3 separate regions of the Mus musculus genome follow, and all the other regions are linked to region 2. The links are chromatin loops, found by intact Hi-C in ENCODE. Cell type or tissue: left cerebral cortex. All regions are shown on one strand. Each heading gives the region's core, and the rest is flanking DNA. Links, peaks and the distances in the headings are about the cores only.

What was found. Peaks named below come from ENCODE experiments on the same cell type or tissue, not always from the same donor. Only the 100,000 strongest peaks of a DNase experiment are listed, where the experiment ranks them.
Region 1: a loop joins it to region 2, with 4 times the contacts of the local background. A loop is called at or near these places in 7 of 42 quality-filtered maps.
Region 3: a loop joins it to region 2, with 3 times the contacts of the local background. A loop is called at or near these places in 2 of 42 quality-filtered maps.

What each region holds. Positions count from the first base shown.
Region 1 is chr13:56,888,014-56,899,085 of GRCm38, forward strand. Trpc7 (transient receptor potential cation channel, subfamily C, member 7) reads right to left here and starts at 7,776. Exons shown (of 12, transcript NM_012035.3): 1 at 7,480-7,776; 2 at 1-103. The coding sequence starts at 7,481. In left cerebral cortex, for the core only: a CTCF peak has its summit at 6,708 (motif pointing right); DNase peaks (open chromatin) are centred at 2,719, 6,707 and 7,553; H3K4me3 peaks cover 555 bases.
Region 2 is chr13:57,254,143-57,265,214 of GRCm38, forward strand. No RefSeq gene overlaps it. Among named protein-coding and RNA genes, the nearest start is that of Gm33197, 13 kb to the left of the region's middle. In left cerebral cortex, for the core only: a CTCF peak has its summit at 5,965 (motif pointing left); DNase peaks (open chromatin) are centred at 1,954 and 5,956.
Region 3 is chr13:57,011,022-57,022,093 of GRCm38, forward strand. No RefSeq gene overlaps it. Among named protein-coding and RNA genes, the nearest start is that of Gm33140, 23 kb to the left of the region's middle. In left cerebral cortex, for the core only: no CTCF peak of the experiment used is centred there; DNase peaks (open chromatin) are centred at 5,491, 6,004 and 6,752.

The DNA of each region.
Region 1 (11,072 bases), core at 2,079-10,078, 370 kb before region 2:
CTCGTTGAACATGTAGGCAGGACCCCGGATGGCCTGGCGGCGCCCCTTCTCCCTCAAGGTGGTGTGCCGGCGCTGCATGTTTTTGAAGGTGTTGCTCCCCAACCTGAAGGACAATGGCAAAGATGATTTGTAACTTTTCTAGGGACCTGGGGACTGTTCAGAAGGACAAAGAAAATCTGACATATAAGAATATCACGATTGGGATCCTGCCAGACATTGTCAAGTCTAGCTAGACCATCTGAAATACTGTTTTTTTGTTTGTTTGTTTTGCTATTATTGTTTTGTGTTTTTTGTTTGTTTGTTTTTTGTTTTCAATTGGGAGAATGCTGACTTACTGTCTGCTGTCCCTGAGGTTAGAGGGGTGGAGCAGAGCAGAAAAGCAGCTTGAGTTGCCCTGTACCAGTGGAGGGAATGGGGTAGGGCTGCGGGGGAAACGGGCAAGTGGGGACGTTTTATTTCTTTCTGTGTCAGACTGAGCAGGTCCCCCAACCTCTCTGCATTCTTGCTTTCTTAGCCCTATAACGATGCACAGAGTTTTTTGTTTGTGTGTGTGTGTGTTGTGTGTGTGTGTGTTCCACAGTGTGGGTTCAAGGGGCAGGTAGAGGCTAGAGCTACTCAATGTTAGTTTATCTCTCCCTTCCTGTCCAATGCCTATGCCCAGTCTCCATGGAGGATACAGTAGAACCTTTGGTTCCCACGTCTCCCCCTCTACTGAGTTCTGACACTCTGGTCCCACTGTACTAGGCTATAAGCATGGCCACACAGTACTGATCCTACAGTTGGTGCCATTCTGTATGTGGGTCATGTCCCCTGGGCCTCAGGCAAATCCGGCACCTACTCAAATCAAGATGTGGCCAGGAACAGGACTGCCTCTTACAGAGACTCCTAGGGGAGTCATCTTCATCTCCCTATGACTAGATCCAGAAAACCTGTATTCTGTCTTCTCGGTAGAAGACATAGCCCAGCTCACATGCTGTGCATACTTCTAACTTGTTACTTTTCCCCTTGTGGCACAGAGAAGTTACTACTGATCGACTAACAGCAACAGTTAGCATTTACGAGACCCTGCAGTGTCCCAGGTGCTATGCTAAGAGCTCTGGGTTCGCCAGCTTGTGCAGGTCCTCTGTAAAACCAACAGAGAAGGAAGTTTATCCTCACCTGTGCTGATAGAAGAGCACTGGTTACCAGCCCTTGAAAGCCACATGGCTCTGGCAGTCTTGAGGTTTCTTGGCTTTGCCAAGTCACCTAAGGGTTTGCCAAGGATTTGTTGTTGGGGTGGTTGGTTGTTTTGTTTTGTTTTGTTTGTCCTTAATTTTTCTCTTTACTTTTTATCTATTTATGCGCAGCATTTGCATGTGTGTGAGAGAGCACGTGTGGAGGTCCAAGGGTAACCTGCAGCATTTGGTTTTTCCCCTCCCACCATGTGGGTCCCACGAATCAAAGGTTCAACTTCTCCGGCTTATTGATAAGAAAGAGCCTGAACGGCTTAGCCATCTCACTGACCTGTGACCAAAATTTAAGATGTCACCAAAAGAGGCAGCCATAATGTAATCTGAGCTCAAATCAGACCTTTCCAGCTAGCCTAGGAACCTTGTGGGTACCTAGTTCCTTGGTCCCAGATTACAGCTGTGAATGAGAGGGGCTAGACCAGATGTACCCCAGGCTACTCCCAACTTGCACATCTTAGATTTTCCTGTTCCCCAAGTTGTTCCCACCTGAATTCCCTTTTCCTGTCTTCTCTCACCCATGCTATCTGAATGATTCAGGATGGCACAGTCTTAACCCAGAGAGCACCTGCTTCCCGGTAAGAACCGAGAAGCTCATTTTAAGTCTTTCCCATTGTCCCAGAGAACTGTCTTGCTGTTCCTGATTGTGTTTGTGGCCTACCAAGTGCCTGGCACTTCTCTCAAACCGATTAAAGAAATAAGCTGCACCAATAATTCACACTAGAGCTTTCACGTCGACCCTGGAGTTTGCGACTGTGTAGACTTTGGAATTCTGAACTGGTGCTTTCATGCTCACTTAACCTTTGACCTGACCCAGCTCCTCAGGGTCCAGCCCCTGCTGTAGATCATTGGAGGTCAGACCTGGGTACTCTAAATCCTGCCTGGAGCTGAGTCACACTTCCCTTGGGAAAGCCCCGTATGGCAAGGTGGAGTGGCTCCTTCTTCTGCAAAAACTAAATGCAGGTGTCATGGGAACCCCCTCCAAGCCAGCTCCAGGTAATAAATCCTGACAGTAAGCCCTGCCGATATAAACCGCCACCTATTCTAAAGCGCGCCTTGATAGAAGATTGCAGGGGAGAGCTTCCAGTTCAAGTTCCCAGGCCTCTGAGCCCTTTCTCCCCAGAGGGTTGTCATTTCACCAAGAGGCTGCTCCCTCCCACACAAGGCAGATCCTAGATGGGGATCCTATGGCAATGGTTCCCCAGTCGAGGGAGGCCCAAACAGTGCAGGTTCATTAGTAGGCACTTCTGAAGGGGGGTAGAAGCCAGCCCCCTCATTGGTCTTCCCCTCCCCCTCATTCCGGAGCTTGAGTGAACCTGCTTTCCAGGCCTGTCATCTGGGCACACAAAGACACCGAAATTGTGGAAATTGAAACCACAGAAGAATGATGTTCCTCATAGAATCACTCGCCCGTTCTGAGATACACAGTCGTCCATCCCTCTGGGGAGCCTCTCCCCGGACTTAGTCATCACAGCTCAAACCCAGGAAGAGCAGCTTCCCTCAAGAGCCTGCGAGCTGTGCCAGGTATGAAGCAGCAGCTGTCCTCAGAGAGGCAGGCTCCATTCTCTCCCCTTTCCATCCCAAGGCTGTCTAAGAGGGACAGTGGTTCAGACTTACAAGGTCAAGGGTACCAAGCTATTACATAGCAAGAAGCCTTGGGGAGTAAATTCAAAGGAAATAGAATAACCACTGAACCAAGTCCGAGCAGAGAACACTTTGCAGGGAACACAGAAATACCCAATCTAAATTCAAACTCCACATGAATATGGTAGACATCGAAGCCTGCAAAATGAAACAACACTCACATCATTCGTTAATTTTCCATGTTACCCAAAGAAAAGAAAAATCAGAATATTAGCATGCTAATCTTTTAAGTGAACAAACTGAAATGTCTAAATCTTAGGGCAGGGAGGAGTGGTGTCATGTGATGTTTCTGTAATAATTATACTGTGTAGGGGGCGGAGCATGCATGCGCACACGTGTGGGACTGCGTGGCTGTGACTTCTCAGAGGGGAACTGTCCTCACTGGCTGTACATTTTTCTGAGTGACCTTGAAGGCAGATGGAAGATGAAGCAAACATGCCAGTCTTCAGAGCCTTTAAACTCTCAGCTCTGAGATTCATTTGGATGCTCAAAAATGACCAGCTCTCCTCCTTTTCTAGCCAAACTCGGAATTAAAATGAAATCGTATAGGCTTCAGTTCATGTGTGGCTGGAAGTCTATAAAATGGGGCTGTGTCATTCAGTGGGGACATGTCCCAGGAGGTCTACACAGCAGACCCGGAAAGGATTCAAACGCTGAAGTAGACCTTAAGCCTCACTGTAGAATTCTTGTCAGATCTGACAGCCCCCCGCCCCCCACCTTGCTCCCGGCATCCTTCTGATGATGGCCTTTTTAATGCATGCGTACCAATGGATATATTTTACTTCCATGTCTTTGCCATTTAATCTTGATCCAATAGTATCATATTAGGGACATGGATGTCACATGGGTTGGATGGACTCCACAAGACAGCCTATGGCAAAATCACTCAGCCTACAGTAGCTGGTGGTCGGGCTCACACCTGGGAACTCAGTGTGTTTCCCTGCGGGTCCCCATCCCAGCTGCAGGGCAGCGAGGAGAAGGAGCATCCCTAAGTGCAACTGGCATTCGGTCGTCTTTACTTCGCTATGTTCCTTTGCACTGAACTTTGAACACAGATGCCTTTTATCTCCATGTCACTGAGATGAGCGGTCAAGCTCACTGTCCTTCTCATCTAAGGCCCGGTGGCTTTCATTCTCCGGAATGCCTATGCTGACACTGGTGTCACCGAGAAGCAGTCTGGTGCAGACAAAACCATCCGAGAGGAGGAGGGACTGGAAAACTCCCTCTCCATTCCTTGGGATGCTATTTTTATCGAGCTTCTCTTACCCAGATGTGAGTAAGCCATGAAAGCAGCCACCTTGGGCCCTAAGTCCGGCTGTACATGTGGTGAGTTTGGAGTCAGGGTTCTGCTTAGTTACCAAAGAAGAAAAGGGCACTTAAGAATCTCTTTTGAGAGATGTGTTGTCTTTTTTTTCCCTCCCTTCTTTTAAAATTGCAACACGCCTCAAAGGCCTCTGTGGAGATCATCCAAGCCTGAAATCAATTCAGTCTGTAACATTCCCCAGCTGGACATAGAACCAAACGATCCAGAATTCAGATCAGGCACCCGCGAAAACCGAGCCCAGTTTTACCAGGTTCTGAGCTTCATCTCCCCGAGAACAGACTCTGAGTTTTAGCCTATGAAGTGGAAGTGAGGAAAGCCAAGCAATCTGTAGTCATCCCCAACACCTCAGTGACTTTGTCACTGAATATTAAGTAGCATTTCTACCAAGTGTCCTAGACACTTTAGAGACAGTGATGACCAAAACCCAATGCACCTTGCTTCTGTGGGTTCAGATTATATTCTATGCTGACAGACTCGGGTATTGTTTCAAATGACTGTGATGACAGAGATGGTTGAAACACATACATTTACGGAGTTCTAATTACCATGTTAAGTGCTTTATATAAATTACTGTTGTAAATTATCATATGATAAGCCTAACTATCATCCCAAATGACTACTCAATTATATCAATTAATACGTATCACACATCAACCACGCGTCAGCCTTCAGACTGAGCATCGACATTTTAAGTTATAGAAAATACAGCATCATGTAGGTGCTAATTCCATTCCCGTTTAGCAGACAAAGAAATGGGACTCCGGTACATTAGTCACATTTCCCAAGATACTCAAGGCCTGGTCGGGGCACCCTCTGGTAGATGTGTGCTCTGCTGGATTTCAAGCCTTGCGTCTGGCTGGTCTGCTGCTGACATCCATCTTACTCTTGCCTGTTTCTATGTTTACCTAGTCCACAGACATTCCCACTAGAGTGCAGGATCCTTGTGGGCAAGGGGATTGCTTGTTTATACTGCATCTCTACCCGGCATCTAGAGCTCTTGATGTTCAGGTTGTGGTACATAGTGAAATAGGTCAATTCTCAAATACTTGATCTGGATTGGTCTCTTTTTTTTTTTTTTAATGATAAAACTCTGGTATTGATGGTTACAAGTATCTACTTTCTTACAAAGGTCCCAGACAGTCCTGTAGCTATTATTTCTTGTTTCTGACTGACAACTTCAAAACTAAGGTATCAGTTCTGAAGTAAAATCAGCTCCAAGGGACTAACTCTGCTGTAAGCCACAGAGGGCTTAGGTAGAGGAAGCAGCTTTCAGAGGGCCAATCTGTCAAGTCCCTGAAGAACTAGAACAGAAAACTGAAACATTTCCATTTTTTTTCCATCCTACTCCTGAGTTTCTTGTGAATTCCCAAAGGTATCCCACTTATTTCTGAGTTTTATCTTCCCAGCATGTTGAAGGTGAGGTGAAATTATGCCTATAGACGCCTTGGTAGCTGGTAAATACCCCCACATCATCGAGCATCCGTAAAGTTATTGTTTGAATTGTGGATCTAAGGCATTTGGGTTCTGACCCAAGTTAGTGAGCATATGTTTGTATATTGAGTGAAAGAAAACAGATACCTGGTTAGCTACTCCACTGTGTGTGTAAGGTCCTACTACGAGAATGAAGCAAACCACTCCAGGCTGTCCATGTTACTAATAGTAAGATCTACTATTCAGTCAGTTCTGCAAAAGTGGGTGTGGTTCCATTTCATCTAGGATTGGAAACTATCATCTATTATTCCTCCATGCCGTATATGTCTATCAGTAACATCAGTAACACACACGCGCGCGCGCACACACACACACACACACACACACACAACATCATCTAGGGAAGAAGTTATTCCTAGTGTTTACAAACTGTGGTACGGTTTAGCAATCTAAATTAACTAGCACTTTGCCTGCTCTCTTTGTTTCTGATTTTTTTTTAAAATCTTCATTTGCTTATCTAGACCACAGGAAGATGTGAAACCGGGTGTCTGTATCTCATATTTTATATAGTTCCAGAAAGAGCTTAAAAAGCCAGCTCAAATAGTTATGTTAAGATTAGTCTTGGGATAAAATAAGAGTGCACAGTGTTGCGCGGTTCCTCTCCCTCTGTGAGGAGAGTCAGGAGTGAACTGAAAGGGGTCCCATGGCCTGCTGAGTGCTTCCCAGAAGGGATGATTGCTTACCCCGAGCAACAGCTCCTGCTAGTTCTCACCCACAATGCCACATGAATTCCACAATTAGCCACAGTGAGGCACCACACAGTTCTGTTTTTTTCTGGGTTAATTACTGCCTAAAGGAGTTGGCTACTCTACGTACTTTTAAGCTGAAGGACAAGTGTTTAGGGAAATCAATACGAAATTCCACTGTGATAACAGAAGCTTGGGGAACTGCTGTCCGGTCGATCCCAGGGAGTAGATTTGTATGCTATCCATAATGGATATTCTGGATTTTATGTGAATTCATTCATTCATAAATTTGATGTGTGCCCAATGCTTTAGGAAGAGGACCCACCAGCAGATGGCATTCTGAGGCAAAATTTTACTGAGGGAGATCAGATGGGGTCAATCATTATTGCCTTTTGCAAAGCTACCCTGAATCCATTAAATGGCAGTTAATGGCACAGCGTCTTTGGTTGTATCTACCCAGCCTTACATAAGTGAATTTACAGCATGAACTTAAGTGAGAGACTCTGTCATCTCTAGTGACAAAGCTTATGCCCAAAGCCCTGCCAAGGTTTACGTCTCATTTATTAAAAGCATATTTGTTATCTTGAAATGAATGGCTAGAGGAAACATACACCCAGGACCCTATTTTCAACAGGGAAAAGAAAGAAAGAAAAAAAGAAAAAAAAAGAAAGAAAGAAAACTGAAAAAAAATAGCCTTTTATCGCCACCTGTAGTTCTTTAATGGTGTAATCTCTTATAATGTAGCTACGGTTCTCTCCCCAACTCCATATTTATATTAAAATCAAACCAGAGAAGCTCTCAGCAGTGCAGAAGCCGAGATAACACACATGCTCTCTTCTAGGAATAAAACTGTACTACTCCAGCATGAAATTTACAGGATACCAGGTTGAGTTTCCTATTTCTACATGGCTTGTAAACTTAGACATTCAACAAAAGGGGGAAAATATCGTACCAACTCAGTAGAAAAGATTTCAGCTCCAGACTTGGATCCCCAAATCTAAGCAGTGCCTGCAAAAGGGCTAATAAATAAAAGTTCAATTCCATATTTCGGGGATAAAGCAGTCTCTACTGGGAAAATCAATATAAACCAACCACCAAAGCCACTTACATCGAGAGTAGAATACGCAGGCTTGTCCCTCCTCTAGATGACCCGAATCCTGAACGGAGTCTCCGGGATCTGGCTCCCCATGGGTGGCCGAGGCGGAGGTGCCGCTCTCCGTGGTGCTGAAGTCGAGATCTGCTCCAGAGAGCGGAGTTGCGATTGTGTGGAGGTGCGCTCTGCTTTCCTTTGTGGGGAATGGTGAAAACTCGCCTTTTGTGGCCGACTTGCCTTCCTGTCCTTTTCCTAATCTGGGGGAAATTTCCCAGAGAATGTGAAGGAGAAGCATCCGTGTGTGAGACTGGCATGCAGCGTGATGATGGGCTGGTCTAGTCCCCACCCCTCTTCCAGACGTAGCTTTGAAAGGGAGAGAACAACTCTGCTTTTCTATCAGAACCCCTCAGGATTTCTTCATGCCCCTCCCCCTAGAATAGTGCATAACACCCCCCACAGAGAGAGAATGAGAGAGAGAGAAACACACACTCACATACACACACACACACACACACACACTCATGCAAACACACACCCTTTAGTTATTTAAAGCAACATGAAGAGTCTTAATGAGTTTAAACAAGTGAAAAGTGGGGAATGGGCTGATTTCCTACTTGTTGGTTTATAGGTGTTTGGGGGGAGGGACAGACTGTGGGGGGAGGGACTAACCAGAAGATAGAGTGACAGTAATAAGCTCCTTTTGTGATCCTAAAGCCACACCCACTTTCTCTTTTGAGAGTGGTGCGTTTTCTAACGTGGCCTTCGTTTTATGATCTGTTAGTATTGCCTAGGCTCATCTGACTTTGGTAGAAGAGACTTTATAATGATTAACTTTATATGTAACTTTTCACATATTGAAAGGAAATTCCCTGTGTACCAATTCATGTCTCCAACAGCCACCATTTTCCCCAATCAGTATGTTATGGCACAGTGTATCAGTCTTAAACACCAAGGTATCTTGATGACATGGGAGAGAAATATCCTTAACTGAAACACTGACTTTATAAGAAAAACAATAATTCAAGGACTTATATTTTTTACCTTATACAATTGTAGTACAAACTTTGAAATCTCAATATATGTGCCAAATTAGATAAGCCACAATTTTTCATAAAAGATAAATATAAATACAATTAATTTAGCATCATCCTATGATTATTAAGACACAGCTATTTCTAGCTACTCTCTAATTACTTGTGAATAAAGGCACAATATTTCATGACCTGAGAAGACCCTAGACAACAGAATTTTTGCTACATGGTGCTCACTCTAAAAAGTTTGCTGGGTATGTTATAATACAGGAGGAGGAGCCTCATCAGTCTAGTGTCCAATCAAATAGCACTGACTGTTTAAGAAGATTCAAAAAGATTTTCATGATTGTGGCTACAATTTCTAAAACAGATCAAGAAATGTTACCTCCAAGAATGACTGTGAGTCATCTGTGAGGTTCTTGGGGGCAAGAGGGCAATTCTCTAGGAAAGGGCGGCAGGGGATGGTTCTTTTCTGTTATTAACAAGCTGATTAGGCTATGTGGAACACAGACAGTTGAGGATGCTCACTGCTCAATGATGTGATAGCAGAAGCTCTGCTCTATGCCTAGCCCTGTTCTAAGCTATGAGTGTGACCTACTCTGCTCCAGTGTCACCACAACTCAATAAGCAAGTAGCCATTGTCATGTCCATCTTCTAGGTGGTGAGACTGAAGGTTGCACTCAGAGATCCAAGGATACAAACACAAGATGTTTGATGAGAGGTCATGAGCTCTAGACTCTATGGGGAACCTGCAAGCTGAGCTGACAGAAAGACCTTATGCAGGACCCAAGACACGCCCCCGAGACATGCCCCAGTGTGAGAGCTGATGGCTCGCTTATCCTAAGTGTAGATAGCAAAGATTTAATTACTTCACTGTTCTGCTTACTACAACTTGTGCTTTCAAGGGGGTGTGACATTTTCTGGGTGGTAAGTAGTCACCCTTTAAACAAGCGCCTCTTCATGTATGTATAGCCTCTGTAAATAGTAAGGGGCTTAGACAAGAAGGCCTCTGAAGACTGAATCTATCAAGTGTTACCGGTCAACTGGACAGATGGCCTTTCTTAAGTTAATTAATATTTCTATGATTTCTGTAAAATAATCAGTCCATTCCTCTCTCTTCCCTCTGCCCTTCCTCCATTGCTTCCTTTCATAGATGGATATATATATATATACACACACATACATATATAAACTTTATCTAATGTGTTTTTCAATGAGATTATTATGTATAGAAACAAGAAACAAGGACAGTTTAACTCAGAATTTTACAAAAATATACCGTTGGCTATTTATTAAAAAATAACCATCTCTATCAATAGCAGCTAGAGTCATAACTCAGTATCTTGAGAAAGTGTATTATAATTAAGAAAGTCTTGTTCTATATTGATTCACTAATTATGATGAGGAGGACGTAATCACAGGCTATTTTCAGTTACAGTGAAGTGTCTAACTTTGTGGTTGTGGAAGACATTTCTGCTAGCTTCCTATATATTCTTCTATGCTCTAGTAATACTAAAGAGTTCGGAAAAATTAGCATTTTATTCAAGTGAGCAAGCCTATTTGTTTGAGTCTAATGAAAAATTAAAATCCTATATCCTTTAGAACCATAAATATTTTAAAGAGAAAAATGTTAATTTTAAGAAAAATTTCTTTGGGGGAAAGTATTTTATTCCACAAAGCACAGTTTTAATATTGGAGAGCTTGTGTGGAGGCTTATGGAATAAAATTAATTTTGTCATCAGTCTTCTTGGAAGGTTCTAACTAGAGGAATTCCCTTACTTGTTTTCAACAAAAGAGGGAGAGAAAATATTTAAATGTATGTACTACTGCAGGAAATGCCAACCCTCTTGGGAGCTTTGCATATTTCAGGTAATTGTCACCATAACAATTGATAAAGGGCACCATGAACCCCACTGTTGCCCACCATTTGCATATGAAGGAGCTGAGATTCAGAAAAGTTAACTATTTATTATTTTCAAGGTCACATAGTTAATAAGTACGTTAATATCCAAGGGTCTTTCTCCACACATCTCCAAAGAAAACGCTACTAGCATGTTGATGAATCAGTGCAATCTGATTTGCATATAAAGCTAGAAGTGTGCAAAATCCATTAGAAGCCAACATTTTAATCTCATGCGTTACATTTGCACATGGAGGCAGTTTTTATAGGGTGTCCGTTACTGTTGATCCTTGAGTTGGTTTCAGAGAATAAATGCTCTGATCCAGCAGCCCAAATAGGTCCTGGGAACCATCATGGTGGTGACACTGGAGCAGAGTAGGTCACCCTCAAAGCTTAGAACAGGGCCAGGCATAGAGCTGAGCTTCTGCTAACACATCACTGAGCAGTGAGCATCCTCAACTGTCTGTGTTCCATATAGCCTAATCAGCTTGTTAATAACAGAAAAGAACCATCCCCTGCCGCCCTTTCCTAGAGAATTGCCCTCTTGCCCCCAAGAACCTCACAGATGACTCACAGTCATTCTTGGAGGTAACATTTCTTGATCTGTTTTAGAAATTGTAGCCACAATCATGAACATCTTTTTGAATATTCTTAAACAGTCAGTGCTATTTGATTGG
Region 2 (11,072 bases), core at 1,760-9,759:
ACGTGCTGAAACAGCTCTCCCTTCACACCTCTGCAGGTGTGAGGAACAGCCCCTGTCCTAGAAGCTCACGGCTACCACGGCTTGTGTGGGACAAAGGCATAGACACACCTCATAGTGTGGATGTTCAACCACTCACAGACACCTGCACACCTGACAATAGTGGGTGTTCACCCATTCACAAACACCTGCTGGCCAACAGGCACAAAACAGAGAACTCAGGAATCTTGTCACACTGAGTTGTGAGCTGACTTGTGGCCAAATAAGGGTGTCAGCACCTGTCAAGATGGCCCCAAAGCTCATCTCCCCAACACAGCAGATGCCAGCATGGCTGTGAGGTTGTCTGGCCAGTGTGTCTCAGATGCAGCGCCTTACTGTAGGTCTTCTCTGCAGTTTGCAGGGAAGCTACCCTCCAAGGCCAGAAGCATATTTAGACAAGATGGCCCCATATCTAGGAGAAGCAGAAAGTTCCTGGGACCCAGATCTCGGTAAATTCTTCCCAAGAAAGTATTTGCTGCCTGGCTACCAGGGGTGAAGGTACTCTAAAGAGACATTTGGTTCACTCCCTTTGGCTGTCTGACTGTTGAGACAATAGGTTCCAAGGAACTGGAACTCTCCCAGGAATCACATACAGAGAGAAGGAAAAAGCTGTACCCTGGTGCCATCCCCAGGAGAACTGGTTTCTGGAAAGAGATTTCACACAGTTTTGACAACTTGCTGGACAAAGTATGCAGGGGAGCCTGGAGCCAGCTGAGACAATGCAGGGCAGGGATGGGCAGGGCCATGCATCAGGAGAAATCATGCTTAGTTGTATATGCCTCTTGCCTTCAAATGAAACCTTGCAGACTGGGGGAGGGTGCAGTCCCTGGACCAATGTGTTCCTTTTTCCAATGTGGCCATATTGAGTAAATCTTTCTCGTGTTTTGTTTTGTTTTGTCTTACATACCTACTGAGCCTAGCCTAGATGTTGGGACTACAGGGTCCAGGCTTTGACCCTGGTATCTCTAATGACAGGGTCCAGCTACTGTATCTCTGGGACTGGCCTTAGCTGCAGAGAGCCACTAGCCCATCTCCCCTTCCCCTGTGTGGTTGTTTGAATAAAAAATGTCCCTCCCCCAGGCTCATTGGAAATGGCACTGTTAGGGGGTGTGGCCTTGTTGGAGGAAGTGTGTCACTAGGGGTGAGCTTTGAGGTTTCAGAAGCTCAAGCCAGGCCCAGTGTCCCTCTCTTCCTGCTGCCTGTGAATCTGGATGCCGAACCCCAGGCTCTCTCTCCACTGTAATCCAGCTCCTCCCGCAATAGCTTGCCGTCCACCTGACTTCCTGCCACAGGTGCTCCTGTCTGGTAGAAACTTCCTGCTCCATACCTGGTCCCGTTGTCCTCCTTTAGAGATTCCACCTGTGCTAGACACCTGGAGGGTGTGTGAGCATGAGGAGTGGGGTGGCAGAGAGCAGTGCTCATTGGCAGGATGGCTCCTCTTCCTCCTGCTGGGAGACTTATGAGCAGCTCATCTCAGATTCTCATCTTCAGGAAGTAATCTCAGGTTGTCATCCCCCTGCCTCTGCTAAAAAGTCAGCACAGTGGTCCCTTCTCAGTGCTCAGCTTGTCTGAGGGCTGATCAAAATGGCGGGCCACACACAGTCCTCTGGCCCTGGTCAGCAGCTTCTGCCTGGATGACTCTCTAGATGCCTCATTAGCATCCTGTTGTCATATCCCTGACATTGTCCTGTAAAAATCAACACCACCATTGTCCTCCTCTCCACTGCACCTCTGCTTCCAGCATCTTCTGCGCCACCTCCGTCCTAGACACAAAACACAAATCAGATCTCAGCACATCGATAAAAACTTTCAGTGGCTCTTACTGCTTCCTAGCCTAAACGCTGAACTACTTAACTCAAGTTGGGATCTTCTTAGCAGCCTGGCCCCCACACTCCAGGCACGGAGCCAGGTGCTGCCGACGTAGCACCAAACAGAACAGAGTAGGTGGTAACAAATCTCTGTCGCACCACCACGGAGAGAAATAGAAACTGTCCTGAGCAGATAAGGAGGGGAGAGAGAGGAGCTGGGCTGAGAGAGGCCTCCATATCAAGATGACTTTCAGTAGACATGAAGGATTTTAAGACGGTGTATTAGTCAGCGTTCTCTAGAGCCACAGAACTTATGGATAGTCTCTATATAGTAAAAGAATTTATTGATGACTTACAGTCGGCAGCCCAATTCCCAACAATGGTTCAGTTGCAGCTGTGAATGGAAGTCCAAGGATCTAGCAGTTACTCAGTCTCACACAGCAAGCAGGTGAAGGAGCAAGAGCCAGACTCCTTTCTTCCAATGTCCTTATATTGTCTCCAGCAGAGGGTGTAGCCAGATTAAAGATGTGTTCCACCACACCTTTAGTCCCAGATGACCTTGAACTCGGAGATTTAATCTTCTGGAATCCATAGCCACTATGGCTCAAGATCTCCATACCAAGATCCAGATCAGAATCTTCTATCTCCAAGCCTCCAGATAAGGGTCACTGGTGAGCCTTCCAATTCTGGATTGTAGTTCATTCCAAATGTAGTCAAGTTGACAACCAGGAATAGCCACTACAGATGGGAAGATACATGGAGTGTGTGTGCCGGAGGGGGTGGCCAGGAGAGGCCCAAGGGCAAAGGCCTTGAGGGGAGAGGGTACACAATGAGTTAGCAGAGAGAGACACTTCTGCAGCAAAGTGGGAGGAACCGATATGGAGGGGAGTCCAAGTGAGTGAAGTTCTCCAGACCACAAGAGGCATGGTAGCTGTACTCAGAAGGAGGTGGGGACCCTCAGAGCCACAAGATACATGATAACTGTACTAGGAAGGAGGTGGGACCTTCGGGGTCACAAGATGTATGGTAGCTGTACTGGGAAGGAGGTGGGACCTTTGGGGTCACAAGATGTATGATAAGTGTCCTCAGGAGGAGGCAGGGACCCCCAGAGTTTGAGCAGCACAGCACCATGAGCCTGCCTGTTTCTACAGGGAAAGAGGATGGAGCTGGGTTTGGGGTAGGGTGGCCACCATGTAAGTGGGGAAGGTGGTCTGACCAGAGGACAGTAGAGCTGACTGGACCTTCTAAAGACTGGCTGTAGATCACAGGAGCCTGTCAGCTAACTGCAAGGCTGCCCCTGTCCCAGCAGTAAGAAAATGGAGTTTCCCAGACATGAAGACAGCCGTGGGGCAGGTTTTGTGATGAGATCTTTGTAGCTTGGATATGTCAATTTCAAATTTTCATCTCCTGCCACACACACACACACACACACACACACACACAGTTTATCCATCAGTTGCCTTAAAAGTGATCTTGTCTTACTACCCCAGGCCCTTTGCACATGCTGTATCCCCTCGCACACAGAACTGGGTTTTAACCAGATGAAAAGCCTCCAGGCACCTTCCTTCTGGTCCTAATGTGATGGTCAATTCCTCTCATGTTAGAAATAGTTTGACATCACATCTTGTTTTTAATAATGCTTATTGCCACCCATCACTGAAAGTTTGTCAGCTGGTAAGAGTTGAGATTCTGTCTTTTGAGCTGCCTGGTACCAGCTTGGAGCCTGGCATGTAGTACACACTCAGTAAACATTTGTTAAAGTAACTTAACAATGAATAGGAGTTATGTCTTTGTACCCCAGTAGCTCCCTGCCAGGACAGGATGTCTCTAATGGCTAGTCAGGTGAAAGGAAGCAAGCACAGGTAAGGGCCACCGAGCACCTGTGGGGTGGCTGGGATTGGTGTTGGAGCAGAGACAGGATATGGCAGGGAGAGCCATGCAGGATCAATTAAGCAGAAGTGAGCAGAGGAGAGGGCTGTGCTTAGCAGGATGAGGAAGGGGCAGAGGTGAGCCTTGGAGGAAGGAGCAGAGGCAGAGGGGTGCAGGCCCAGGCCAGGGTGGCTTCCTTCTCTGACACAGAGCTTACCGGGCACAGGGCAGGAACACTGCAATAGCTCCTTCTTGGAGCTGGAGATAGAGCCACTGTAGTCTTAAATCAGTGCTCATTGCAGTTGTCAATCAAAGGCTGCTTCCCTGTGTGACTTTCCAGAGAAAAGAAACCTCGCTGATCCAGCCATCAGGGCCACACCTGGTGTTTTCTAAGGCCTGCTTGAGGTCCTCAAATCCTGCAAATCCTGTCAAAGCTTCTGGTAACGCTGACCAGTCAGGCGATTTTTGAACACAGTGGGAAGATTGGCCCTTCCCCACCTCTAGTCGAGTTTAGGCTTCAGGAACTAGAAGAATATCAGTGTACTCTCCCTACATCAATCTTTACTCCCTGACCAAGTCTAGAAGTTTTTCTGAGGTTACCAGTAGTGACATTTCTGTACGATGATTAACGTTTTCCTGGAGAGATAACCACAAACTGAGGCAAGCGTAGAGAATAGGTTTATAGCGTAGGACTCCACTTGGTATGGGCTGTGTACCAAACCCTTTGAATAACACACTTGGCAGCTAGAGATCCTTTCCTCTACTTACTATGCACACATACCCCCTCCAAACAACACACCTAGCTACCTGTTGGTACCTAGGGCCACCTCTTGCATTGAGCCACCTGCATACCACACTGGAGAACACAGTAGAGTTCTCTTCCCCTTACCAACCACCAAACAGATGAGTCTGTTCATTTGTACTCAGATAATACCAGGTACAAGAGTGAAAAGGACAAACAAATTGAACTGGTTTGGGGTCTATATAAGGCAAACTGTGCCTTCAAACTTCTAGAAAGGGTTCCCTACTTATCATCTTATGCTTCTGAATAATTGATCATGCATATAAAATAGATGCATTATGGGAAGAGACATGTAGAGTGAAAAAATGGTTATATAACCTGTCAATCAAAAAAAAAACCCCCCACCCAAATCTTAACTTTAAATGATAACTTTAGCAATGAGCTCTCCTTTCCTCAGTCCCCATTTGAAACAGCTCCAATCAATATCCTGGGCCCTCAAGTGTAGTCAGTCTCCTGGTTTCTGTAGATCGTAACACTGTATCCCCCTAATCTGTACTGTTGTTTTTCTGTGATTAGAATATTCTTGCTACTTTGTAATCAGTGCAGTCTACTCTTATTTAAAAAGACAGGAGAACTGGAAACCTCAGGCCTAGTGTTGTTGGGAACAAAGGTCCTCTTCACCCCAGATAAAGCACGGATGAAGCCGGACCAGAGCAGTGAACCATTGCACCCCAGTCTAGATTTGTGGGCCAGCTTGCTTGGGTTACTCACAGAAGCATGGGTGATAGGCAGATGCCTCACTGGAAACCCCAGAGGAGTATGGGTAGCAATTCTGGAAAGCTACATCATTGGCATCTCTGATGCACCTTGCAGGAGATCCCACCGCACCCACCCCACGCCCAGCCTTTGTTAACTGTTTACATAAGGTCAGTGAGAGGCCTCGTGACTTTCTGGTGAGTCTCCCGAAACTCCTCAGTCCCTCCAAGAAGAAAGCCGCAGCTCCCTTTATCACCAAGGGAGGCAGACAGCTGTCAGCTCAGAGCAGGGATGGACCAGAACCTGAAGATGCTAGGAGGGGGGCGGGGCATCATGGGACAGGCCTGTCTGTCAGGCTTCCTTGGAGCTGTGGGGGCGATTAGATGCTTGTGGAGCCAAGCTTGATTAGACCAATGGATTCCTTGGCTGTGGGACGTTTTTCTTAAACTCCCACCACCCTAAACCATGTGGCATGGGATTCCTTTTCTATTATTCTAGCTAGGATGTGTGCAGGATTGTATGCGTATAGAAAAGGCTTTTCCTTCATTAGCAGCAGTGGAACTTTCCAGGCCTCTCTGAGGTGATTAGAGGCATATCCACAAGCGTGGAGACTTTAGAAAGCTTGACTCTGGGTAGCATCTTTTCCTGCTTGCTCAGCCTTGGGAACCTGGAGAATAGCTTTATCCTGGGTCATCTACCCTGGCTGATGTGAATTTCCTGCCTAGCCTCAGTTCCAGTTTGGTCCTTTACTGCCCTCTGGCGGCCAACTGGGTTCATTGCCTGTGGATTTGATGCTTCCCTTTCCCCTTGAGTGACAGACACTCAGATGGATGGCTACAGTGTTGCATCAGGGAGAGTCCACGATGGTTTATGCACAAAGAACACATCGCCCCCCACCCCCACCCCAGCAAATGTCTGGAACTTCGATAGGACTATATACCCTCGTATCCTGTGCTTTTCCCTGATACACACATTACTCTGGCAATGATACAGTCTAGGGCTCTTGATTAAGTTTGTTTTCCCTACCAACCAGTTAAGGAATCAAAAGGCAGAACAATCTCAGGCAGCTCAGGTAGCAGTGGCGAGATCTCAGACACCTCAGACAGGGACAGGCAGATCAGCAGCTGAAGAGGCATGGGGGGAGGGGGGGCGTGGGAGGGCTGTGTGAGAGAGATGAAACACACATGTACAGCAGACAAGCAGAGAAAAAGATCCTTTGCAAAGCAGAGGGGACTCGGAAAGCTGGAAATCCACTGGGGGTTTTAAAGTCTCTGGTTCTCCCCTAACTTAAGTCGGCTGCCTAGAAGGAGGGGTGATTGACTGGGTGGTCTGCAGTTGCTGTGTAACCTGTCCTTGATCTCGTCAATCCAGTTCACCATGGATGGGGGGGCTGCTTGGGGGGGGGGCAAAACCTTTCTACAAGACCTTTGTTTTAAGCTGCCAGGCTTTTGTCTCAAGTCAAGAGGGTGAGGAAGGAAGAGGTGGTCATCTTAGTAAGTCACCTTTATTACTTAGCAATGGCTACTCTCCCTATCTGTCTACCTACCAGGGTTTCTATCTAATTCCTGGTCTCTCAATAGTTTATACATTAGGCACCGTAAGAGAGTAACAACACCAATCTTTTTTGTTGGTTTGTTTGTTTGTTTTGGGGGGGGGTTGTTTTTTTTTGTTTGTTTGTTTGGTTGGTATTTTTTTTTTTTTTTGAGACAGGGTTTCTCTGTGTAGCCCTGGCTGTCCTGGAACTCACTCTGTAGACTATGCTGGCCTCGAACTCAGAAATCCGCCTGACTCTGCCTCTCAGGGCTGGGATTAAAGGCGTGTGCCACCACGCCCGGCTTTTTAAAAATTTATTTTATGTATGTGAGTATACAGTTGCTCTCTTCAGACATACCAGAAGAGGGCATTGGATCCTATTACAGATGGTTGTGAGCCACCATGTGGTTGCTGGGAACTGAACTCAGGACCTCTGGAAGAGCAGTCTCTGGAAGTGCTTTTAACCACTGAGCCATCTCTCCAGCACAACACTAATCCTTGACAAAACAGAACAATGTTTACAACATACCCAAAGTATGGCAGTAGACTTGACACCTAAGACAGCTGTGCGGATAGAGGCAGAGAAGTCTCACTTCTCCCTGGCCCTAGCTGCTACATACTGGGTATAAGTCATGGCTTTGCTTTGCTCTGGAAGGACCCCGTGTGTAAACTGTAGAGTTGGTTCTATACTTTTACTTTTATGCATGTTTGTTTTAATTTGCTCTTTGCATTCTGCAAGCACATGACTTAGAATCTGTTGATGAGGACTGGAGAGACGATTCTGTGGTTAAGCGTGCAGATTGCTCATGGAGAAAGCACTGGAGTTTGGTTCCCAGCATGCACCTGGATCCATTCACAGCCACTTGTACGTCCTGCTCCAGAGGATCTGACATAGCTCCTGGGCTCTGCAGGAATCACACCCAAGTGCCCAAGTACACACATCATACACACATGCACACACAAGCATACACATAATTAAAAAGGAAAACATTATGTCTGAAAAGAAAGTCTGGGGCTGCAGGCGTGGCTCTTTGGAGTATTGCCTTGTGAATATTGCCTTGTGACTTACTGAAGATTCACAACTCCTATCTAATAGCAGTTGTTAGCTATATAGGCCTACAGGACTGCTAAACAGTGGGCTTCCAGCAAGGCTTTGGGCAGAGTGCCATGAATCACGTACCCCCTTGACCTTTGATTGCTCCATCAATAAAAAAACCAAAGTGTGGCATCATGTAGCGGCACCTTGGGCGGGTGGGCAGTGCCCCATGGGTACACTGTGTCTACGCTTGGGTTGTCTTCCCAGCAGGAGCCCAGGCACAGCCAGGGCTGACGCAGAGCAGAGGAGCCACACAGGAAGACAGGGTCTTCTACTAGGAACTTACTAACCTATGCCGCGGTGGCTTAGCTGACAAGGGCAACGGCCCAAGCTAATGGCAGAAAAGGACCCATGGATAAAACAGTGGTGTGAAAACCCGAATTTCTACACTTACTTGTGCTCATGGTGTGAATCCCACAGCCTCGGGGTGTAGTACTTGAGTCTTCTTTGGGTTAGCATGAGAACTGGTCTAAATGTAGCCTTGCAAAGGCACCTTGAAGATGTGTCAGTCCCATCGAGGTTAGGCGTGGTCGTGGGGAAGGGCAGCCAATGGTGGGACCACTGTGGTGTCTTCTTAGTCATTTCCCTTCTTTGTCTTTGAACCTTGGTTTTTCTCATTTCTGAAAGAGAACAGTTATATGAATCTCTCCCAAGACCCCTGGAGTCTTAACAACCACAGCAGGTGGTCAGAGATCTGAGGGGTAGCACAGTCGGGGCTCAGTGAGTGAACGATCTTCTGCTCCCCACCATCCAAGTGCTTCTGTGTGTGCATTACTCCTGGCCCCACCTCCCTACAAGATGCTAGGTGCCGATAGCAGGCTATGGCCATGCGATACTCTATCCAATCTCTTTATGTTTGCAGAAGAAACTCCAGTTCTTTTTCTTATAATCAAACCAAAGATTTCCTCTCACAGTTTCTTGTTGTTGTTTTTTATTTCCCTAGTCACAAAACAAAACAACTTTATCAAGGCTCTTCCCTCTGCCTCTTTGAGTAGCTTTTAATGTCTGGTACACGTGATGGTATGCTAATCCTGATATCTTTACTAAGGAGAAACCTTTGCAGCAGGCAGATTGTCTGAGGGGCCACTTCATCATGTTCTCGTCCTGTTTTCTGAAGGAGCTCCTTCAGAAGTACCTCTTCCAATCAAAGGAAGCCATTTATTTTTGAGATCTATAAATAGCCACGGCTCTTTAAGGTGCTTCTAGAACATTCTCTTCCTCTGACTCTCTGTAGTATTGTGTGTCTGTGTGTGTGTGTGTGTGTTCGGATTTCCTTATTCCTACAGATCCTTGAAAATGCCCCTTTGTGTGGCCGGGTGTGACAGATGTATCAGAACAAAGAGAAGCACTCTGCAAGTGCATAGAGGGTAGCAACTGCTAACTCAGACAGGGGCTGAAAAATGGCAGGAGGCCTCTACAGCTCAGGTACAGACTGAAGCAGATGACTAAGGATGGGTTCCTAGGGGAGTTTAGTTCCCTGATCCTGAATAAACACTAAGAAGGCAGAGCTGTTAGAAGTCAACCAGTGGCCACTCACCATGGCTCTAGCCTCCGCGATGGTTCTGCCTGCTCTGGGAGAATCCACCCGTTTGGACTCAGAACCAAATAAATAAGGAACAGAGATCACCCGACGGCTCTGGGATTTTGCTCACAGATCCTTGAGACAATCCAGTTTTCATTTCTTCTTAGTTTGTTTTATTTCTGTGCTGTATTTTATTTGGATTCTGTCTCCTAAACCATGCACACACATTAGCCCAAGATGCTTTGCCACCATTTATAAGATGTCAACCAATCAATCTTCAGGAATAGTATCTGTGATTAAAGGGTTTTTTTAATATTTAAAAAATATGTGTTTGAGTGTTTGCCTGTGTGCGTAAATGTAATATGTGTGTACAGTGTCCCAGAGGCCAGTAGAGGGCTTTGGACCCTGCAGTGGTGAATTAGACTGCTTTGGCTCCTGGGAGGTCGCTCTTCCAGCTACCTGCCAGAGCCCTCTGGATTTGCTAGTGAAACACACACACACACACACACACACACACACACACACACACACACACACACACAAGCTAATTTTGATATGCCTTTAATAGCTCAATAGTTGGACATTTCTAGTCCTCCCCAGTTAATGAACACCTCCTCTGGTATTATTGAGTTAATAACCTTTTAAAATCTATATTTCATCTCTGCTACCCCAGACCCAACTGGGGAAGTGGCCTTTAGGGCTACTTTGTTGGATTCTCATATGCCAGCAGCCCCTTAAAGTTTCATCTTTCTCCTTCCCAGTCATGGTGATTCTCTGTCTCTCCTCTCTCATCTGACCCCTCGCCCACACAATCTGAAAGTTCCACTTCCATTGGCTGTATAGCAATTCTTTATTATCAATCAAAGCCAGCTGAGGGCAGGTCCCTCAGGTCTGGAAGCACTTTGGCGGGGAGGGGGGGAGTTTGGGTGGGGGGAGCCGAAATAAGACAAAGCATTAGAACCAATCTCAACAGGGCCCTCTGTCACTGGAGTTATGGACAGCAGTAAGTTACTCTGTGTGTGTGTGTGTGTGTGTGTGTGTGTGTGTGTGTGTGTGTGTGTGTGTGTTGGAAACCAAGTCTGGTGCCTTTACAAGGGCAGCCTGTGTTCTTCACCACTGCGCCAACTCTCCAGCCCTGAGATAAAGATTTTTGGTAGCTAAAGCAATCCTGAATAATAAAAGAACCACTGTATGTACCAACATCTCTGGCCTCAGATTGTACTACAGAAATAGCATAATAAAAATAACACAGTGGTAGCACAAAAACAGACATGTCAATCAATGGAATTAAACTGAAGACACAGACATAAATCTACACACTTGTGAACATTTGAGTTTTTATATTTTTTTTTAAAAAGCCAGAAATACACAGTGGGGAAAAGACAGCATCTTTAACAAACGGTGCTGGTCAAACTTGACAGCTGTATGTAGCTGAATCCAAATAGATCCGTACTTATCACCTTGCCCAAAACTCAACTCCAAATGGATCAAAGGCCTCAACATAAATCCTAGTGCACTGAGCCTGGGGAAAGAGGAAGTGGAGAACAGCCTTGAACTCGCTGGCACAGGAGAAGACTTTCTGAACAGAACACCATTTGTACAGGCACTAAGGAGCGAGACTTGGGACACTCAATGCTAAAAGGGATATCTCATCAAGTCCCTCCTGTAAGGACTCAGGAACACTCAGCAAGAAAAGGGAGGAAGATGTAA
Region 3 (11,072 bases), core at 1,762-9,761, 240 kb before region 2:
TCAAGAAGGTGGACTCCAGAAAATCAAATAACCCCATTAAAAATGGGGCTCAGAGCTAAACAAAGAATTCTCACCTGAGGAATACCGAATGGCTGAGAAGCACCTGAAAAAATGTTCAACATCCTTAATCATCAGGGAAATGCAAATCAAAACAACCCTGAGATTCCACCTCACACCAGTCAGGATGGCTAAGATCAAAAATTCAGGTGACAGCAGATGCTGGTGAGGATGTGGAGAAAGAGGAATACTCCTTCATTGTTGGTGGGATTGCAAGCTTGTACAACCACTATGGAAATCCGTCTGGAGGTTCCTCAGAAAATTGGACATAGTACTACCAGAGGATCCTGCAATACCTCTCCTGGGCATATATCCAGATGTTCCAACTGGTAAGAAGGACACATGCTCCACTATATTCATAGCAGCTTTATTTATAATAGCCAGAAGCTGGAAAGGACCCAGATGCCCCTCAACAGAGGAACGGATATAGAAAATGTGGTACATTTACACAATGGAGTACTACTCAGCTATTAAAAAGAATGAATTTATGAAATTCCTAGGTATATGGATGGACTGGGAGGGCAATCATCCTGAGTGAGGTAACCCAATTACAAAAGAACTCACACAATATGTACTCACTGATAAGTAGATGTTAGTCCAGAAACTTAGAATACCCAAGATATAAAATACAATTTGCTAAACACATGAAACTCAAGAAGAATGAAGACCAAAGTGTGGACACTTTGCCCCTTCTTAGAATTGGGAACAAAACATCCATGGAAGGAGTTACAGAGACACAGTTTGGAGCTGAGACGAAAGGATGGACCATCTAGAGACTGCCATACCCGGGGATCCATCCCATAATCAGCCTCCAAACGCTGACACCATTGCATACACTAGCAAGATTTTGCTGAAAGGACCCTGATATATCTGTCTCTTGAGAGACTATGCCAGGGCCTAGCAAACACAGAAGTGGATGCTCACAGTCAGCTATTGGATGGGTCACAGGGCCCCCAATGGAGAAGCTAGAGAAAGTACCCAAGGAGCTAAAGGGATCTGCAACCCTATAGGTGGAACAACAATATGAACTTACCAGTACCCCCCAGAGCTCGTGTCTCTAGCTGCATATGTATCAGAAGATGGCCTAGTTGGCCATCAGTGGAAAGAGAGGCCCATTGGTCGTGCAAACTTTATATGCCTCAGTACAGGGGAACGCCAGGGCCAAGAAGTGGGAGTGGGGGGCGGGAGTGTACAGGGGACTTTTGGGATAGCACTGGAAATGTAAATGAAGAAAATACCTAATTAAAAAAAGTAGTGATGACTCTCGGGCCTCTTTTTATGCAGGGCTAGGGGAATTTTCCAGAAGGGTGAGGTATTCCCTGATATGATTGGTAGGGCCAAAGCAGTGACATTAGCACAGTTCTGGTTGGCTACTAAGTTAGTTTCATTTTACTTGATGAGACCTTGAAGACGTTTGGAAGCCAGCTCAGTTCTGGCCTTGTTATCTCCTCCAGCCAGGTGTCCAGAGGACTGTCTCAGCTCTAGAGCGATCCTCCCTGTATCAGAGTGGTACCTGATCAACGCCCCATTATCAGTGGCTTCCTCAGGTTTTCAGACCTCTCACAGGAAGAGGTCTGGGGACACAGTAGCTCCTTCCTGAGACTACAGCCCCTGTAACTGAGCACTGGGCTCTGCCACGCCCAGCAGCACTGAGCACTGGGCTCTGCCATGCTCAGCAGCGGGAAACATCCTCTGGATGACGCCTCAGCATTGGAGTCTTACTCAGCACTCGAGGTCATACTTAGGATGGCTGGACGGTGTGGTAGCTCTAGGTTTAGGATTTTGAGGAGTCTTCATGTTGTCTCCTATAGTGGCAGAATCAGTTTGTATCCCTCAACAGCATGGAAGGTCCTGGAACTCCACATATTCCCAGCACTTAGTAGCTCAGCCTGTGACAGTGTCTGTCCTCACAGGTGTAAGGTGATACTCTGTTGTGATTTTGGGCCCATTTTCATGGAGATGTTGTCCTTTGTGTCTTCTTTATTGGGAAATGTAAGTAGCTATTCAATGGCTTTTCCTGTTTGATAAAGTTTCTTTACTCATGAATATATTTATTTATTCACTTTATATTCTGATAGAACCCCATCTATCTTCTCCTCCCATTCCCACCCTTACAAATCCTCCCCCACCCCATTGCCCATTTCCCTTTTCTTCAGAGAAGGGGAACCCCCCCCCCACTCCCATAGGTACCAACCCACCTGAGACATCAAGTCACAGCCCAACTAAGCACATCCTTTCCCACCGAGGCCTGACCAGCCAGTCCAGTTAGGGGAAGAGGATACAAAGGCAGGCAACAGAGTCGGAAACAACACTACTCCAGTTGTTAGGGGACCTACATTTGCTCCAGATGTGTACAGGGCCTAGGTCCACCCCTGCATGCTCTTTGGTGGTTCAGCCTCCATGAGCACCATGGGCCCAGGTTAACCTGTAAGTCTTGTGCCTGACCCCTTCATCTCCTTCAATCCCATCCCCCACTCTTCCAGAAGACTCCCCAAACTCTGCCTAATGTTTGGCTGTGGGTCTCTGCATCTGCCTCCATCCACTGCTGGATGAAGCCTCTCAGAAGACAGTTATGCTAGGCTCCTGTCTGCAAGCACAGCAGAGGATCATTAATAGTGTCAGCAGTTAGCTCTCTCCCATGGGGTGGGTCTCAAGTTGGGCCAGTCATTGGTGAGCCATTCCCCCCGGTCTCTAATGGCCACACAATTATTAGATCTATTAACCGGGTGCTGTGTGATAATTGGATCGTGCATATGTAGTGTCATGACAAGATTAGAAAAATGGCGACTCCCATCACCTTAAGTAGCTATCTGTCCTTTTCCCACTTTAAATCTATCACTTCAAGTTTCAGATATTGAGTTGTAGTTCCTCATAAGCTTTAGATATAAACCTGTTATTAGATCAGTCTTCAATACAGCATGCTCTGGCTGATAGAGGCCAGGTTATTTTAATCTTTGCATCATCGTGTATTGATTTTAGGTGATAAAAATAACACGTCTCTTTCAGTTCTGAGTGTGTTCTACCTGCCTGTCTTTACTTTGCTCTAGTTAACAATTCTGTGTTGGTTTGTTGCACCGATAGAAGGCAGGTTAGACAGATCACTAGCTGATAGTTAAGATATCTGGGTTGTTTTTGTTGTTTTGAGACAATCTGTCCATGTTAGTCTTGCACTTGCTGTATAGCCTAGGCTAGCCTCCAATGGGCACAGTGATCTTCCTGCCTACTGGGCTTGCAGGCATGTATGCACCCCTGTTCCTGGCTACATGCATGTTCTGACCTTCATCAGGTTCTTGCTGTTGTTTCTTAAAAGTATCACACCTTCCCCTGTCTCATGGCCTCTGCACCTTTGCTCTCTCTGCACTACTTGGCCCAGGTATTTGTATAATAACATTTTCTTCGGTGTTAGCCATCCTGTTAATGCTGGCAGTCCAGCACCTGTCATTTCTCCCATTATGATTTGCTTTTCTCTGTAGTGTTTCTATAATCTTGGAATATTCCCTTTGTTTCTTTGCTCATCAGTGTCCCTTCGCTGATGTTAGTTCCATGGTTTAAAACGTGGTTGGCTTTTTATTCCCCATTATGTGGCAAGTATGCAGAGCTAGGCTGAGGCTACCATTCAGTTGACTGAATAGATTATAAATAGATAATTACAAATTATAAATAGATAATGTTATAGATATTATAAATAGATAATGTTACAGATAGAGAACCCCAATGACATTCGCATGTCTAAGGATGTATCATCTGCAGAGGGCATTTCCAGTGTCTCGTTGAGGGAGTGCCTACTATATCCAGGCTTCTGATATAAATTTATGGATTAGGCAGGTGGACCAGTGAGCATCATGAACACCACACTCATTGGGTCTTTAAAGGGGGAGAAGAGAGAAGGAAGAGCTAGTCAACAGGCACAGATGCACCAGAGCTCGCTCACATCTCACATGGGTTTGACGGCTGACTATTCTAGGTAGCTTATTATATCAAAGCTACAATGTCAAATGCAATTTGCAATTCTGCTTAGAAGATAAGAATCAAATTGTGAATGAATATAGCTCATCTTAGGGCCTCTGGTCAACTTCAGCTGGCTAGGTTTTTTTTTTGTTTTGTTTTGTTTTGTTTTTGTTTTGCTTTTTCACTTCAGCACTGGTCGCTCACACTGATAAGGGTGTTTGACCATGTGGTTTCTGAGTCTGGGTTATTCTAATCACATCTCCCAGCTGTAGGCATATTGGATTCATATATAATCCAGCAACCATTTACCGAGCGTGGAAAATAAAATTACAACTGCCATATCCTTCCCTTGTAGATTCAGGGACAAAACAGATACATCAGTCAAGCTTAGAACCAATTATCACCCAGGAGGGGGCAGGGAGGCAAGAAGTAAGAGGGCTTTTAATGAGGGGCTGGACGTGTTGTTGGGAGTGCCTGTTTATTGCAGAAACAGGAAACGTTCAGAGCTATTCGAGGCGTGTGCACGCCAGCCATGGGCAAGCTCCAGACATAGAAGTGAGGAGACACAGTTGGACGCTAACCGGAATCGGCCTTCACTATTTCACGGTACATTTTTAACACGAAGGAGATTGTAGCAACACTGAAAGCTTAGCTTTGGGACTTGGAACCTGGGCGTGTTTAAATAAAAGCATTCAAGTTTAGGACCAAGTTTAGGAAGCACAGGGTCTGAACGGGAAGGTTCAAGAACAGGGAGAAGCCATCGTGGCAAGGTATTAAGGTCACCCAGCAAATGCCCATTTAGGAGAAAGAAATTTGAGATTAGTCTAGGAAAATGGATGGATAGAGTGGGTCTGGCTGGAGTCTGGGTTTGGTACTTGCTCTAACGGTTCATGCGGATACCAGCTGGTCCGTGTTTAAGGTAGGACACCACTTCTTGTCTCTTGGGCGTGTGATTCTTACTGACCCCTGAACACAAGGGAACATGAAAAATGACAGGCAGCAGGACTGTGGCCCATATTTATGGCATAAACGTGAGCCGGTGAGGCGACATGTGTTTTGGCATGACATTCATACCAGGAGATTTTACCATGAAGCTCTCCACGTATGTCTGTCTCCGTACTGCCTCCATGCACGTGAATGGAATGGAGGAAATTCCATTCTCAGTGGCTGGGCACATGCCTTAGCCAACCACAGAGAGTCCCAGGAACCCAGTTACTCCTTCTGTAATGCTCATCAGAAGGACCAGGCTCTGGGCTTGCACGTGGACAAGCTTTACCCCATATTGATGATGCTTCTGTATCTCTGCATATGGGCCTTATGCTTACTCTGTCATAGATTCCCCCATGCCATTTTATACAAACCCGAATCTAAGAACCATTGGCTGAGTGCCTTACCTAAGATTAAAATACAAGAGCAGACGGGGTGGGAAACTAGGAAGCTGTTGTTTGGAAGCCAGAGATTGCATCCTGGCTCTGTACCTTTCCCAACCTGAGGCGTGTATTGCTTAGGTCAGCCTGGTTCAACGTATGTATTTCTCCTGTCTCGGTTGGATGACAGCCACCCTACTGTGGCTACCTCACAACTCAGATTGCACTGAAAACTGAATTGAGTCTGTGCCAATGAAAACATTGTTACAGATTCATGAGTGCTAGGAGGTGGGCTCAGCCCCTCGTGACATCAGCTTGGGCTGACTTGAAATAATTTATCCTGAGCCTAGGAGAGCCGGCTTAGTCTTATCAATGCTAATTTCATTTGACTCTTTTAATAAACAATTAGAAAACGTTTTAGGGATTACTCGAGTCTAGAGATGGCTTAATGGCTAAAGCCCATCAGGTTTAAGCTGCTGAGCAGGCAGAGCAGGCATATCTTTGTTTCTTCTTGAGAACATGAATTTCTGGCAGAAGCCAGGAAGAAAGAAGTTATTAGATACTCAGTAGAGGATGCACGGAGACTCCTCAGCCCTCTCCTGCGCCTGGGAAGACAGGGCATTTCCTGAGTGCTCGCTGGTGCTGAGCTCGCTGATGGCAATCATCTCCGGAGAGGAGGCTTTTCAGCCCACTCTCCCATGCAGAGTGGAAGCAGAGAGCTACACTGTTGCTTTGTCCCAGTGCCTCATCTCCTCAGTGAGGGGGGCGGGCTGTGACCCAGGCTCCTTCCCACACCCAGAGCCCTTGCCCAGGACTCTGTATGAAGCAGATGTCATTGTCTCTGGTACTTGGGTGGTGGAAGTGAAAATACCCAGCATTCATCAGTTTTGTTTTTAAATGTTATCATTTATTTTATTTTATAAATTCTGTTATTTAAAAAAAAACAACTCACGAATAGATTAAAAAATATCACTTCTACAACCAGAAAAACAGCTGTGCTGTTTGAGTTTCATCACCCCAAAATCTAGCCATTCTACCTAAGAGAAGCAGAAAATTGGAAAAAAAAATTCCAAGGCCTTTCCTATATGCCACCTTCTGACTTCACATTGAAAACCACCACTACCACCTCACTGCAGAGTGACTGTTGCACAGCTGTGCTTAGACGCCAGCTGAAGGGGTGGAAGGAAATAGCTTCGAGCTTCCAGGTTTGCTAATGTCACTGGGATCTAGTTACAAATCTAAGGATGAGGACAGAGAGGCACATTCACCGCTGCCAAGTCTTTCTTGTAATTATGAGGCTTTTAAAAACAGCCACGCTGTGCCTCTTAAAATGCCACCCTTGATTTGCTCATCACTATAACCCAAAATAAATCCTGGAGGGAGGCTCGCCAGAGGAAACTGTCTACAGTCATTAGCACCCACCCCCTTCGGTCTACAGTTTACAATCTCAGTGTGCTGAGTCATGGATCAATGTGCTGAGTCACGGTTCGCTGTGCTGAGTCATGGCTGTGTACCTGAAGATCTGACTGACCCGCTGTGATGCTCTGTACCTAATGTGTATCTGGGGGAGAGAGGCCAGGTTATAATCCATGCTCCCCTCATGCTAACCGCTACAGTGTAACTGATGAACTGCAACCCTGCCTCACAACTGTCTGATGGGCTTGGGGCTTGTAGCATCATCTTCCCACCAGAATCTCAGTGTTTGAAGTCAAGCAAAGCAAAGCTGGTCCAACCCCAGGCTACTGAGCTGAGAACAACACATTGTCATGCAAATGGGCATGGGTAGAGGACCAACACAGACACTGTCTCTGTGTTCTTTCTCCGCCTCTCTTCTTCCTTTCCTTCTCTCTCTCTCTCTCTCTCTCTCTCTCTCTCTCTCCTTTCCCTCCTTCTCTCTCTCTTCTCTCTCTCTCTCCTTTCCCTCCTTCTCTCTCTCTTCTCTCTCTCTCTCCTTTCCCTCCTTCTCTCTCTCTTCTCTCTCTCTCTCTCCTTTCCCTCCTTCTCTCTCTCTTCTCTCTCTCTCTCTCTCTCTCTCTCTCTCTCTCTCTCTCTCCTTTCCCTCCTTCTCTTTCTTCTCTCTCTCTCTCTCTCTCCCCCCCTTTCCCCCTAACTTTTCTAGCAAAGGAGAAAAGGCACGATGTGGGGAGAAGCAAGAGGGTAATATGGTAGAGACCAAACATAGCTATAAAAATGAACAAGCCAGAGTATAAAAATAAACAAGTCAGAGTAAGTAATAAATGAAAAAGAATCCGAGTTCGTCCTGTTACTTTGAAAAAGGACACCACAGTCTGGTTACTCTCTTCTGCATTAGCTGTGTGCCCAGAGTAGGGCATGCTATAGTTGTTCCTCGGGCTAGGAGGAGGTCGCAGGGCTCTAGAGTGGGGCCCCTGTGCTGGAAGCCTGCATCGGTGAACTCTGACTAAAGTACCGCTGTCCCTGGGTGGGTAGCCACAAACCCTCCTGGTTCATGTGCTTCTAGCATCTTTAGGCTGATGTCCCAAGTCCCTGTGCTGCTGGAGAGCATGCAATGGGACAAGCTGGGACTGTTATAAATCCAGTCCTAAGTTTCAATTGGACCCTCAGTGTGGACGGACCCTGGCTCAGCTAGTTCTTGATGTTTTCAGGACCCCCCAGGTTTCCCTTGTATGCTGTTGTCCTCAGTGATAACTTACTCCCAGAGAGAAGCAGGAGGCCGAGGAGTGAGTTTGTATTCTTCAAGCTTTGTTTCCTTATTTCCTCTAAGCACACTTACACACAGGGGCTTCCCTTCTGAGAATAGTGGAAGTTAAGGGGTTGGGCTCCACCCTCTGTCCTCTTCAAGGCCTGTCCCCTGGGGACCCTTGGCAACAAGTGGCAGGTGAACACGGTCTGGTGTCTCCCACCTCATACTATTCTCCCTGGATATTCTTCAGCTCTGTCTTAGTCACGGTTTCTATTCCTGTACAAACATCATCACCAAGAAGCAAGTTGGGGAGGAAAGGGTTTATTCGGCTTACACTTCCTCACTGCTGTTCATCACCAAGGAAGTCAGGACTGGAACTCAAGCAGGTCAGAAAGCAGAAGCTGATGCAGAGGCCATGGAGGGATGGATGTTCTTTACTGGCTTGCTTCCCCTGGCTTGCTCAGCCTGCTCTCTTATAGAACCCAAGACTACCAGCCCAGAGATGGTACCACCCACAAGGGGCCCTCCCCCTTGATCACTAATTGAGAAAATGTCTTACAACTGGATCTCATGGAGGCACTTCCTCAACTGAAGCTCCTTTCTCTGTGATAACTCCAGCCTGTGTCAAGTTGACACAAAACTAGCCAGTACAAGCTCATATTGCTTCCCCTTTTGGGGAGTCTGGGGCTTGAGACAAGGTTTCTCAGTGTAGCTCTGGCTGTCTTGGTACAGAGTGTAGACCAGGCTTACTTCAAACTCAGGGGTCTGCCTGTATCTGCCTCCTGAGTGCTGGGATTAAAGGCATAGCGCCACAATCCAAGTGATAGCTGGTGAGTTTTCTCTACCCATTAAGTTAAAGCATTAATATGTGGTACAGAGCTTTCTGGGGCACAGTGTAACACTGTAGCATGTGTAGCATGCACAAGTGAAGCCATTGAGTTAACTGTATCATTTCCTCCTCATCTTTCCTAGTTGGAGTCTTCGGTCTCCTCTCTCCCAGCTCTGCATCAGTGTGGAGCACTGTGTTATTTTTTAATATATTTGTATTTAAATTAAAAATATTTTATCATGAAATATTATATTAATAATTTAAAATATTTTATTATGAAATATTATATTAATATTTGTTATAAAATATTTTTAAAATTAAATTTAAAATATTTAATATATTTTTAACATAATAGTATGTCATTGCCACCTCCGCTATGCCATGAGAATTTACTCCTTCTGAATTGGTGTGTTCTGGGCAATGGTTTTTGTTGTGATAGCTAATACAAGCTGGACTTCAAGAGAATACCTTTCAGTCCTTGTACACCCACACATGGACATCGACCAAAGGTGCCCTTTCATTTCTGTTGAAGGAACCTTTCTGTCCCCATCACTGCCATTAGCAAGCTCAACAAACCAAGGTAACTCCAAGTCTGTAAGCTGCCAATGTTTATGCAAGGTCTATCTTTCTCCATTCTCCTCAGAGGTACACGCATGAATAGAAAATGTTCATTTGGTCATGAGGAAGAGGTAACAAAGAATGGGCAGGAAAGACTAATGTTCTCCAGCTTGGCCTCAAAAGAGCCAAGGGATAGAATTTAAAACTATTCCTCAGCAAATCAGGGAAACCGGCCTCTGCCCCTTTTCTCAGGACTGTGGTAAAAGCTTGATAGCCAATTTCATTAATCTAGCTTTAATGAAGACAGAAATATGGAAAAAATGAAAAGACAATCCAGGCCCCAAAGCCATCTGCTTCTGATTGCCCGGGGCAGTCATTAGATGGGTGGCTGGTACCTACCTGTTCTTTGTCTGTGTTTCCCACCTTCAGGATGGTGGAGATTAGCATCCTGACAAAGCCCATCTTCTGGACAGTACCCATGTTGTGTGCTCAGCCCACTCCACGCACCTGAAACTGGAATCAGGGGCACATGCAGAAGACAGATGCCAACAATTTCCTCTGTATCCCCCCCTCCTTCATAGGAGACTTGCTTTCTGCAGCTGTCCGTACCAAAGGCAAAATGAATGGCTTCATAACACTTGTGCCGTTGCTAATAGTCATAATAAATCTAGATTTTTTTTACACTGACCTCTGTCCCAGAGCACTTCCTAAGCATAAGAAGAAATATAAACTTCCTACAAAGAGGGCTTCCTGCAGTCAAAAGCCATCTCCTGTGAAACAGTGGGTACTTGCTATTTTACAGCCCACAGACACCTTAGACAACAATTATGGCTGTAGCATCCAATTGTAACCAAAGGCAGATTGGCGTGATTGGATTCAGTTACTTCAAATGCTCCTCTTCTCTGGTTTGCATCCCCTGTGAACTGTCACAGCACTGCTGTGTGAGCTTCCTTCTCTTTTTGAGGCAGAGCAGAACTGCTAAATGCAGTCCTTAAGCAGAAAAGTTGTTTGCTTGACCCCTGGCCATGGTGCTAGTAACACATCCCCAAAGGTGCTCCTTCGTTACAATTGCAGGCCCTCTCTCTTTGAGCCCAAGGATGCTCTTTGTGGATTTCGGGCTCTGTTTTTCTCTTGCTGTGTTGGTTAACCTACTCTGCGGCTTGTACAAGGGGACTGTTTTCCCTCTCTTGCTTGGGGCTTTTCACTAACTAAATTCTGGGCAAGCCTGTGCAAAGCAGTTCAGACTAGTAAGTCATCTATGCGTTCTTCTCTTTTGGAAGTCCCACCATCTGCTGTCAGAGTCTCTGAGAACTTCTGGTTTTTGCTTAACTCAACCCTTCTGAAACATTTAGAGATATCGATTCTCCTTGTCCTGGGAAATGATTATTACTAGCCTGCGAGGCCTGGGTTCTGTGGTGGGGAACATTTGGAAAGGCTATTTTAGAGTGTGTCCCAGCTTTCATTAAGTACATCCAGGTTTTCTGGCTTGTTTGTTTTGTGACAGCGTTTTGCTATGTAACCCTGGCTGACGTGAAACTTACTATGTTGACCAGGCTGGCCTTGAACTCACAGTCCATCAAAGACATATACCGCCATGCTTTGACAAGGTTTTCTTATCTATAGAACAAACACATCAGACTGGAAGTTTGTT